Regions from separate parts of the Homo sapiens genome. Here region 1 is linked to region 2. A link is a contact called in ENCODE Hi-C or POLR2A ChIA-PET data. All regions are on one chromosome and are shown on one strand. The core of a region is the stretch at or near the end of the contact, and the rest is flanking DNA. Distances in the headings are between cores, read along the strand shown.

Region 1 (6,097 bases), core at 1,115-3,614, 34 kb after region 2:
GACTTTAGCTTTCTATCTAGCTCCAGAGGGAAAATCATGTTTACAAGAACCACGAGACATGTGAAAAGCAATAACCAAGATAAATGAAAAAAAAAATGCCGGGTTAAGTTTTAGTCAGAACTTTATTGCAAAGGTAGTTTGTTTTATGAGATGAAGAAATCTACTTCTCGTCTTCTCTAGCGTTACATATTGAAAAACGAAAACATGATTAAACTATTCTTTTAATGTCATCTTATTTATAAAGAGCTTAAGGAAAACAATCTGCATGCAGACTGAGCACACTACAGAGATGGTGCATAGTGTGGAACCCAATGTCAAAAACTAAAGTTCAATTTCCAGTGCTAATCAAGTTTCTGAAACAGGAGCTCTGTTGATTTCCCTACGAGCCACATGACTTTGTTTTATAGTCTTGATGCAAAATTTCCTAAAATTTTGAAGCCAATTTTTTTAAAAAGTAGAAAATAAAAAAACAAAACAAAACGCTAGAGATAATTAATGTTCATCCATTATTCATTCCAAAAGAAAGGGAAAAATTCGTGGGTCAGAGATTGATTACTTTTATAGCATGTTCTTATACAGAGGAAATGAGACTTGGCATAAAGTAGGAAGGGGCACAACAGATTTATAAAAATCAAATACACGTGTGATATTTAGACTTGCCTTTGATAGTTCAATTTTCAGCTATTCATATATAGAAAGCAGAAAGCAAACTTGTCTGTATATTAGAATCACTTAAAGATATTTTTTAAATGCCAAAGCCCAAACCACACCCCCAAACAATTAGATCACAATCTTTGGGGGTGACAGCAGGCATTCAGGATTTCTTGATGCTCTCCAAGTTTGGGAATCATTGACGTAAAGTACAGAAAACAAACAAATTCTTCTACCTTCTTTCAGATTTCTCATTGGGATTATCCCAGAGAACTGAAGGGGGAGAAAAAGATAAAGGGAAAAGGAAAGAGTTGGGAAAAAATTACTAAACCAATGCATTAATCTACATCTGCTTTTTAAAGCAAATCATTTACACACATACTCACTGCTGTTTCTGAAGCTGGCTCAACAAAATGCTGAAAAAAAATCATTATAGAGGTACATGGCATATTATGCTGACATGAGTTTCTACAGCAGAGCCCCAGTCCTTTAAGAAGGATTTGGGTGAGAGAGCAGAAGACAGATTATTCTCATAAACACAAAAAAAGGTATGCAGATTCCAAGGTGACTACCACAGCTTTCTAGTGACAAATCGCCAGCAATCGGAGATGTTTGAAATGTGAACTTGCTTAACCTTGCCTACTTTAATGGTTTATTTTAATAAGGGGAAGGATATTAAAACTCTCTATTAAGTTCAAACATGGAAGAAGAGGGCAAGAAAAAAATCCTAAACCCTGTAATTCCAACTTTTTTTAAAAAAGACTCACTGTAGCTAATTTCCTAATTTTACATATTATTTAAACATAGTCCAAAAGATTTTAGTTGCTACATAGCATTTTATTCTCCTTCTGTCCCGTATTTCTTTTTTAAAGAAATGATTTAAGGTACATGCATTCCATTTGTACCATTGGTTCATGACATTCAAAGAGTTCATCATGCACACAGGATCACCTGTGTACTTAGCTTAACTCTGTAGAAATCTCTCATCCCTAGGAAAGAACCTAGATTATTTTTATGCCATCCAAATGGGAGACTGTCCCAGATACCAGATGATGAAGGGGCCCCTGAGGGACCATAATGCTAACGTGCTATGAGCACTACAAAATTTGACTTCAAAGATGCCTCTCAGTTTGGCAGGGCCTCCACATATGTCTGTGAATAATAAAGATGTGGTTGTCATTGGTGGTGGAAGCAAAGGGCGCGTGTCCTTGTGAATGTGACCACATTAGATTTAAGATAGAAGAAAGTCCTTTACAAGAAAACCAGAAAAAATGGTGTATCAATTTATGTGCTACAGACATGGTTGTGCTTCATTACTGTAGCATAGGATTAAAAACATAAATCTTGACCACTCTTCAGAGAGCCAGGGTTGAGCTACATAACATTTTTTCCTTAGTGCTGGCTTTTTGGCATTTTGGTCATTTCAACAATATTCGTTGGCCAACCTTCAACAAGTCACCACTTAACTAACTTTATTTATTTATTTATTTTTAGGAGCACATAAAGGTGAAGGGAATACTTCTTTTCCAAAACAGATATGCTGGAGATTAACTTTAGAGTTGTTCTATTTCATCCTAAATTTTCCACTGCTTCTGTCCTGCAGTGAAGTCACAATACATCTGTGACAGAATAACTCCCATGGCAACAGGCTGACATCATAAACACCAGATTAAGACTTGGCTGCAAAGCCAAAGGAGATGATGGGCTGGGAAGGAAGAGGCTATAATTCAAACAAATCTCTGCCATAATAGCTATGGGAATACTAAACATTACTGGCCAAGTAAATTGCTTTCTGTATAAGCGTTCTCTTTTTTTTTTTTGAAGTTTGCCCCAGTGTGAAAGTCTCTCTGTAAGTCAAAACCTTAGCATTATTTTAATGTACTGTGCTGTATTTAATAATCTTATGCTTCAGACATTAGTCTGTTACCATGGGAATGACAGCAGCATAAATACAGGATTATGGCTATCAAGCAGGAGAAAAGAAATTATGAATAAGCCTCGTTATGTTCAATAATTAGCAGCTACATGGAAAAAAACAAAACCATGAATTTAGGTTGATGCATTTATCTCAGTGTTTGAATACAACTCTGAGTGTGTTATTGCTTTAAAATGAGATTCTAACAAACTGCCAAAAACTTCTTGACTAGCAGTTGTTACTCAGTGCTATAATTTAAAAATTCATCCTGTCCATCTCTTTTTTCTCCTATTTATATTCTTCCCCAGCAGAAGATTGGTAACTAATGGGTAATACACAACATTCCAAGATAGATTCTGGTATCTTGAGCCAACATATCAGGAGAATGGTACAGAAAAACTGAACATTACCAGCCCCTCTACCTTAGCTAACTGCAAAATGAACAACTTCCAAGGACTTGCTGCTACTCTCCCACAAAATGAAAAGTCTATGTATCAAGATGTAGAATAGTACAGCTAAGCACAAGGCTCCTCCCCAGTCAAAGAGGAGCAGAGAGTGAAGATCACTATCAGTAAAAGCGCTGGCCTAGAGTTCCATCACTAAACTGATATGTAACCCAAGGCAGGTCTTCTTTCTTTGAGTTTCAGTCTCATCATCTTTGAAGTGAGAATAACAGAGCATAAAAGTCAAACTTGAACCAACACATGATCTGTATAGCTCATTTTTTTATTCTCAATGACAATAGAGACATTGTACTCTATCAGTTACGTTAATGACTAGGAAGTGTACCATACAGTTGGAACTCTTAACAGGCATGCACCCCTTTGCTAATTGTAGAACAGATTAACAAAATGGTGGATAAAAATTTTGAGACTAGCAAAGATGGTTAAAACAATACCTCCCTAAACCCAGAGACTACATCCAAATATTGAAGAAAGTACTGCAGCAATGCCACAGCATCAAGTCTTCCCTGAATATTTGGGGAAATGGGCACATCGCCATACTTTTGGCATCCTATGGAATCACTCACCCTCTCTACAAGAGTATCATTACTCATTTTCCCATCCAAATCAGATGACAAGAACGAAATCTTAATCTACTCATAAACCAGTAAACACTTGACTAAGATCAACAGCTCCTTGGTACTTTCAAATTTCCTTAATCCCCTCTTCCGTGAGGTTTCTGCATTCAATGGCAGTGGCACAACACATCATTGGGGGAAAGTAATTTTAGAACGTGCCATCCAAATTAACTGGTCGTGAATAGGCTCTGATTAAAATATAAAAGGCTTTTAAAATAATTTAAAATGATTCACTGGAACTAATTTGGAGATATTTTAATCTCTGAATGTGCAATGAACTGTAGTCTCCCTTGGCCCCAGCATCTCCTTAGAGAGGAACATTTCTTGTCAGGCCTTATGCCACTGGATTAGAGGTATTTGAGCCATATGAACTAAAATGGCCATGCCTGAATCTCCCCCTGACTTTTCTGACTTGTGTCTCTCCAACTTAAGCATGGTTCTCTTCCACGTTCCAAACCAAATTGTATATACTTCCCCTCTCAGTGAATATTGCTCATCTGTTTACTAGGCCAGATAGCTAGATAATTCTAAACACAACAATGTGACAATTATTTAAAGAATCACATGAGATCAAACAATCTCAGCTTACATTCTTTAGTCATTTGTTTAAATTCCATTTTAGATTAAACAAAACAATATTTTCCCAACCTAATATTCTAACATATTTATTTACAGGGATTCCACTAAGGCCACTTGTGAAACAATATCTAAGCCACATTTAACTAGGCTCTTTTAATGTGACTATGACATTCAAGAAGATGGCTGATGCTTTAAAAAGTGCCTACTTAGACCCACTACAGATTCCTTTACAAAATCCTTTGGTGCCTGGTCTCCAAGATTTCCTGAATCTCAGCCAAAGACCCTTCAGATAACAGGAGGGAGAGTTAGTCTCTATTTTTATATGTTCTAGACATTGTTGTTTCTTTCTGAGCCATGGGATAGAGCTGGAAAGAAGAAATGAGCAACAAAATCTATATATTGGAGCACTGTGATAAGGATAGATATTCCCTGATTTAATCTTCCCAACAATCTGATACGTAGTTATTATTACACCTATTGAGTAAATGAGGAAATAGAAGAAGAAAAAGATATCCAACTGAGTTATCACACAGTAATGAAAAAGTGAAATTCAAACCTAATACAACTCCAAAACCCAAGTTCTTTCTGTTGTATCCTTACGAAAATCCAGTCTTCTTGAAAGTTGGAAGCTGGTCCTTTTATTCTTCTGTGCAATCTCAGAGACTACACATACAAAGAGTTCTTAACAAAACACGTATATCAAGTAAAAGAAGCAAAGTGTTTACAAGAAATTATCTAGTTTCTTTTGTCAAGCCAATCCCCTGGCCCAGACCAGACCAGAACAGAGCACACATGAGAAGTATGACTTACTGCTACAGCATCAGAGAAGAGGAATGAAACCCTCAAAATCCATCCATTTTGAAGCTGATGTATCCAAGCATAAGATTGTCACTTACCTAAAAGAAATATGAGAGAAAACACCATTATTGTAAATGTAGACATTCACCTCTCAGAAACTTTACCTACTAATATATTAAAACACACTTTAATTTTATAGTCAATGTATCCTGAGCACCATAGTATAAAAAGAGCTGTTTTTTTTCATCTTTCAATTTTTCAAAGCCATCCTCATTCTTTTTTTAACAGAGTATTTAAATTCCAGTCTTTTTTCTCACCTTTACCTGGAACAGTCTAACTTTTTGTGATGATAAAACATCTTTAAAATTCATGTATCTTCTCTCCAGAAAAATCACATATAGAAACCCTCTTTCACATAGCGTTAGCCAGTTCACAGTCCACCTGCGGTCTACCCACTGACCTATATGATGAACATGACATGAGAGCAGGCTGTAGGATATCCCTGAATCTTACACATGCTGCATAATTTGCTTTAGAAGCCCACAAAAACTTTAAATTTCCAGAAATGTGTGATGTACATACAAAATTCTGCACCCAGCCTATATAAAATGCTCATTCTTTTTCAGAATAAATGACATATCAACAAAGAATTGGTCGATACTAGGTGGCAAAGAAAGTCTCTAGAAATAGCAAAGAAATGCTAGCTACTTAGATGCCAACTAGGTCTGTTGGCTATAAAAACTTAAACAAATTAAAAACAAACAGACCAAATAATTACCAAGAAAACCTAAAAAAGAAAAACAGTGTACGTGTGTGTCTGTGTTCTACATCAGGATAGGGAAGAGGCAGGCACAACCAGATATTTCAAAATATTATACAGCTTCTACAAGTGAAAGAGTGTGGTTTTGCTGCGTGAAGAAACAGAATAGAATAAAACAAAAAGCTCAGAAAGTGAAAAAAGTATACATAGAAAATTGGTATATGATGAGACGTCACATCTCAAATCAATGTGGGAAAAGATGGCCTTTTTAATAAATGATATTTGGACAACTGGACAGCCAATGGAAAAAAAT
Region 2 (5,411 bases), core at 2,458-4,957:
AGACCAGCCCAAGGCAAAGACATGACACAGTCATATTAGAAACTTCCTTAGAGAAATGGGTCCCACCGTGATTACAGTGACTCCTACATTTTTAATTGGTCATTCAACAAAATTGAATATGTCTTATATTCAGCACCAAGCTAGTGTGCCAACAAATATTTACTGAGTGTCTACTATATGCCTGGCACCAAAGAAAGCTTTTTTTTAAGGATGAATCAGATAAAACGCTCCTGACTCAATCTTTGTTGAATGTTTTAAATTTATTTAGTTTAAATGTAAGAGAATGGCACATGCAAACACTGACATATTTGCTTTGTACTGTTCCAAATACAGTTTCTCTCCTAGTAGGGTTAAGTTTGAGACCTACGAAAATAATAAGGCATGTGCTAAATCATGACATTACACAAGCTTCACCCAGTGTTCCTCAGTTATCCTCACAATTGCCTTGATATTTCAATTTCTAGGTATCCTTCATTCAATCACATGTTGAGAGCCTTGAATAAAAACCACAACAATGGTTATATCCATTCATTGTTCACCTACTATGTGCCAGGCCCTGCCAGCTTAAATTCTGGCCAAGAGCATTAATCATGTAGAGGAGAGGATAAAGAAGCCTCTCTTTGGAAATAAAATAATATACCTGCTACTTTGACATTTGTATAAGTCACAAATCCAAAAGCTGACACTGATACTGTATTTGTTATTGAAGACACTTAAGAGCAGTGAGGTACAGTAAGTATAACTATAATACAACTGAGCCATCTAAAAACAACTTGCACTTTTGCTGACTTTGTTGGCTGCATCCTAACCAAAAACGTACAGTGAAATTAAATTATATTGCTGATAAGAGTTTTATGTTCCTCGGCATAGATGAAACGGTGCATTTGCCAAAACCTGCTAACACTGCTTACATGATTATTAATGATAACAGGGCCTGTACATGAACAGCATCAAATGGGTTACTTGAGACAGTGATGGAGAAAACTATATACACACATATTCCAGATGAAATCCTAGAATTAAATGCTGACACCAAAAAGGCATGCAGGTTAAGCGACTACGGCAGATGAAAATATATCAAAGCCAGATACATTTCCTGTTGAAATTTCCTTACATTCCATGACTAAATCCTAATGGCCACAAGCAGCATTGCAATCTCTGATTGTGCTGATGCACAGAAAGGAAACTGTACTTGTGTGGTCGTGCTGTCAGCAGAACCCCTAGACAGAACATAGTTGCAGTCTTAAGGCAAAATAAAAGTGTCTGGAAGGCAATTCACACGTTTTCACAGGAGTGCCAACTGTGACCTTGAGCCCCTTCTAAAGGTTCCTCTGCCTTAAAAATCTTACTAGGTTCCTAAAACCTACTCATAAAATACAGCAAGAATTTTATTTTATGTTTTTTAAGATTTTAACTGAACACTAGGATAAAACTGTCTTGATACAGTTGTAGTCCTCACGGCAATCACTATTTACTGACTACATAGGTACTAGGCATTCAGAGTATTCAAACTATGTTTTAAACTATCATTTACATTTTGATTAAGAACCCCCAAAACATTCTATAATGTCTATATGTAATTAATAATGCCCTACTTCTTGATCTCAAATTCTGCAAGAGCAGGGTGGGGAAAGAGGTTGCTAAAGAAATGGAAAATAAAAAAGTACCCTGAAGCAAAACAACCACTCAGACAACATACAACATTGAATCACCGTCAATATCTAGTGCTTGTCTGTGAAATCTCATTAGCAAATCATCCTTTATAAACTAGAGCTACTGACAGGATTCAGGACATTCAGAGCTGGGTACCTGGCAATTCTCTTACCAGAAAGAAGTCAGTAGGATTATAATGAAGTAGTATCAGAGTTGCAGTTAATCTATAGCCCATAAAGGAAATCAGAATGTATAACTCAGATTCTACCTATGACTATCCAGCTCTCACTTGAAACATTTTAAGAGTCCCACAGTAGATCCAGCACTGTGACTGCTGGATAAAATTGAGTGACTTGTATTTTGTTGAAGGTGACCCTGAATGGTGTATACAAGCCAGTATTTATGACTGCTTATGATTCTTCACCATATTTTGCATGTGACTGAGAAGAAAGCAATTCTAAGAGCCAAATTTATTTCGAGGAAAATGCCTATTATGTCTTCAGATTGTGCATATGTCTGTCTAGGCATATGCACACCCACAATACACCCGTGCATGCCAAAAACACTGCCCCAAATCACACACCCAAACCTTATTATTATTATTTTTTTTTTTGAGACAGGGTCTTACTCTGTACCCTAGGCTGGAGTGCAGTGGCACAATCATGCCTTATTGCAGCCTCGACCTCCTGGGCACAAGTAATCCTCCTAACTCACCTGCCCAAGTAGCTGGGACATGGGTGTGCACCACCACACCCGAGTTTTTGTTTTGTTTTGTTTTGTTTTGTTTTGGTAGAGTTGAAGTCTCTCTCTGTTGCCCATGCTGATCTCAAACTTCTGGGCTCAAGTGATGCCCCCACCTCGGCCTCTCAAAGTGCTGGGATTACAGGCGAGAGCCACAGCACCCAGGCCCTAAACCTTATTTTTCCATATTCTGAATAATCTTAAACTCTGTTGACTGAGTTTGGGTAAAGGTAGTTTGTTTCATTTAAATACTGGAGAAATATTATTCAGAAACAAGTCCTAACAGTGGCTTGTAATAAACTTTTCACTGAGGTTAATGATGCCTACATCTACAGAATATTGATGAGGCAGAATTGCCTAAGAAGCACTTAGTATAAAATAAAATAAAACCAAGTACCAAAACATAGTCAATTTCCTTTGCCCTATCTTATACCACTGAGAGTTAACCAGATTGGCCATTTGGAATGTTGATTCTCAAAAAAATGTACCTTGATATCAGAAAACTGACAGTTTGTATTTTACTTTTTAAACCCAACAAGGCATCCTGTTTTCTGTCTTATCTTCAAGAGAAAAGGCAGCTAAGTACAATTTCTACAGGCCTCAAGAGCACTGCGACCTAGTCAACAAAAATAGTTTTAATTAACAGATAAGTTTGCAGTTTAGTTGGTAAGAAATTTACTTAAAACTGTTTTAGGGAAAAGCCTGGAGAATAATAGTATAAACAGATTATTAGAGAGGTTTTTTTTAGTATCTCTATTATACAGTCTTCCATATCGAGGCAGATCTTGGCAGAGACAGATGGCCTAAGCCTCTATTTAACAATGGATGATTAAAAGCAAAGGAAAAAAAAGGCAAGATACTATTTAATCCTTCTTCACAAACAAACATCAATAAAGCAATGAGGTTATTGAGTATTTTTATACTTATAACCCCAAAGGAAGTACTCCTCACTAATTAAATGTATACTGGTACCATCATTACTTTTACAAATCCAATGTAGATATTAATTCTATTATAAGTCTACCTAGAAAATGTGTTCAGTTGATTCTTCATTCAATAGTCAAGCTCCTACTAGGTGCTAGGTGACAGAAATATAGAGCAAAGCTGTTGTTATCTGCTAAGGAGACTGAACTTCATGTTTATCTCATTCACCAATTTCAAGTCCCTACCAACAAAAAAAATCACAGATTCACCCAATCCAGATCAATCTTCCATTAAGAATCAATCTTATAAGCCAAGCGGCTGAGGCTCTTTAGCCTCTTGTCACTATACTCAAAGTTCCTTTGGCCCCACTGAGTGAACCTGGCACCTGTTCCATGATCAGCAGGACGTGGCATAGCTAGTGCCAAAATACCGCAAGCATTCAAGCACCAGTGACCTTAAATCGAGGTCATTATTACCATCTCCTACCGTTTTTCTGACAGTTGGCTGCTGTTCTCTGAATGTCAGAATCCTCTAAATTCTACTGCATCATTCAACTTGTGGACCAAGGTTGATTAGGGGTGCTCCAGGTAACGTCTTTTCAATATTAAAGAAAATAGTTCCCTCTCTTCTTGTAAGAAATGGGTTAAGGATTCAGAAACTCTGGACAGTGATCGATTTGTTTGTTTGCCCACTCCATTTTAGGCTAATTTTCCATTTTAAGCAGCAATCTGGATGACTAAGTTAAGAATAATAGAAAGAATAAGATGAATGCATACAAAAGCACAATTGAGAAGGCTTAAGATAAACAGAAATTTGTTTCCTTTGATTCAAGGTCCACTGATCATTGCATCAGTTCAACTAGGAAGTCTGAAGAATGCCTTCATTCACTAATGGGAAAAGGTAAGATTCTTGGACTATTTTAGTGCTTTATTGGGGCCTGAATCAAATGACCTTGGGATTGTGTGTTCTTATAATTTTAAATACAGTCATGCACCACATAACAACTTTCGGTCAACAATGTACAGCTTATACAACAGTGATCCCGTAAGATTATAATACCATATTTTTGCTGGACATTTTCTGTTTAGATATGTTTAGATCACAAATACCACTGTGTTACAATTGCTTACTATATTCATTACAGTAACATGCTGTACAGGTCTGTAGCCTAGGAGCAATAAGCTGTAGCATATAGCCTAGGCGTGTCATAGGCTACACCATTTAGGTTTGATTAAATCCACTCTATGATCCACAAAAAAAAAAAATCTACATTTTTGCATTATGATGACATTGCCTAACAACGCATTTCTCAGAACATACCTCCATCGTGAAGCAACACATGACTGTATATCTGTGATCTTTCTCAGTGAAATTTCAGATATGTTCATTCTTATTCTGTCTGGCAATGAGTGTGTCTCAGTTTCAAAACCTACAGTTCTTAAATTATATGCTTCTATAAACCTCTTTTCTAAGGCCAAGTTATTTCAAATGTGTTCCTAACATTTACATTTATGCCCATCCTTAAGTCTCCTTTATACTTGAAACCCTCCCAATTAACATTCTCTCCTATCCATTTTCCACTCTTTTAATTTTCCTTTTTAAGTAATCACTTGCTTAAATCAATTCCTTCCATGTATTCCCAATGGAAACACCTGGACTTGGTCTTGTAGAAGCACACATCTATCATGGCCATAAATGTCACCATTTAAAAAGTCTTCATGCATTTTCTATAGTGGGGGAAAATATAAAGCACTAGGAAGAAAAAAAAAAGCCTTTTTGTTTAACTTGTTTAGCAGGGACCACATCCACTCTGGTCATATTATACTTGTGACATAGCATATTGGTATCTATGATACTTCTTGAATCCTGTCACTGTCAGTCAGTAGTAACACTTAAGTCGTTGACAGTTTCACCTCTGCAATTTTATTTCACATTTGGCACATTATCACTCTCTACTGTTGAAAAATTTTAAACAGCTTCACAAAGCAATCAATTAATATACCACATACATAATATATGTACAAAGTAGTAAAACGAACAATTCAGAACTTATTAATGTTGGCGTGTACCTCATTTAATAACAGTTTTGTTAG

The links. A loop is a pair of places that touch in the nucleus more often than their neighbours do. ChIA-PET counts read pairs that join two places held with the same protein, here RNA polymerase II (POLR2A). Pooled maps may share reads with other maps.
Region 1: a map of IMR-90 shows a loop between it and region 2 (1.9-fold over the local background). The contact joins the promoter of CADM1-AS1 here to the enhancer-like site in region 2. A Hi-C loop is called at or near these places in 3 of 168 maps with a recorded cell type or tissue (A673, HepG2 and IMR-90), 1 of 37 single-sample maps with no recorded cell type and 2 of 50 pooled maps. POLR2A ChIA-PET finds 5 or more read pairs at or near these places in 1 of 52 experiments (HEK293).

The regions. Positions count from the first base shown.
Region 1 is chr11:115,394,392-115,400,488 of GRCh38, forward strand. It overlaps CADM1-AS1 (CADM1 antisense RNA 1), which reads left to right and starts at 2,365. Exons shown (of 2, transcript NR_135103.1): 1 at 2,365-2,500; 2 at 2,875-3,267. The region is part of intron 1 of CADM1 (cell adhesion molecule 1); the gene reads right to left.
Region 2 is chr11:115,359,479-115,364,889 of GRCh38, forward strand. The region is part of intron 1 of CADM1 (cell adhesion molecule 1); the gene reads right to left. Among named protein-coding and RNA genes, the nearest start is that of CADM1-AS1, 35 kb to the right of the region's middle. Within about 2 kb of position 3,708, at least 3 of the 41 ENCODE cell types and tissues checked have a DNase peak (open chromatin) inside an H3K27ac peak, as active enhancers do.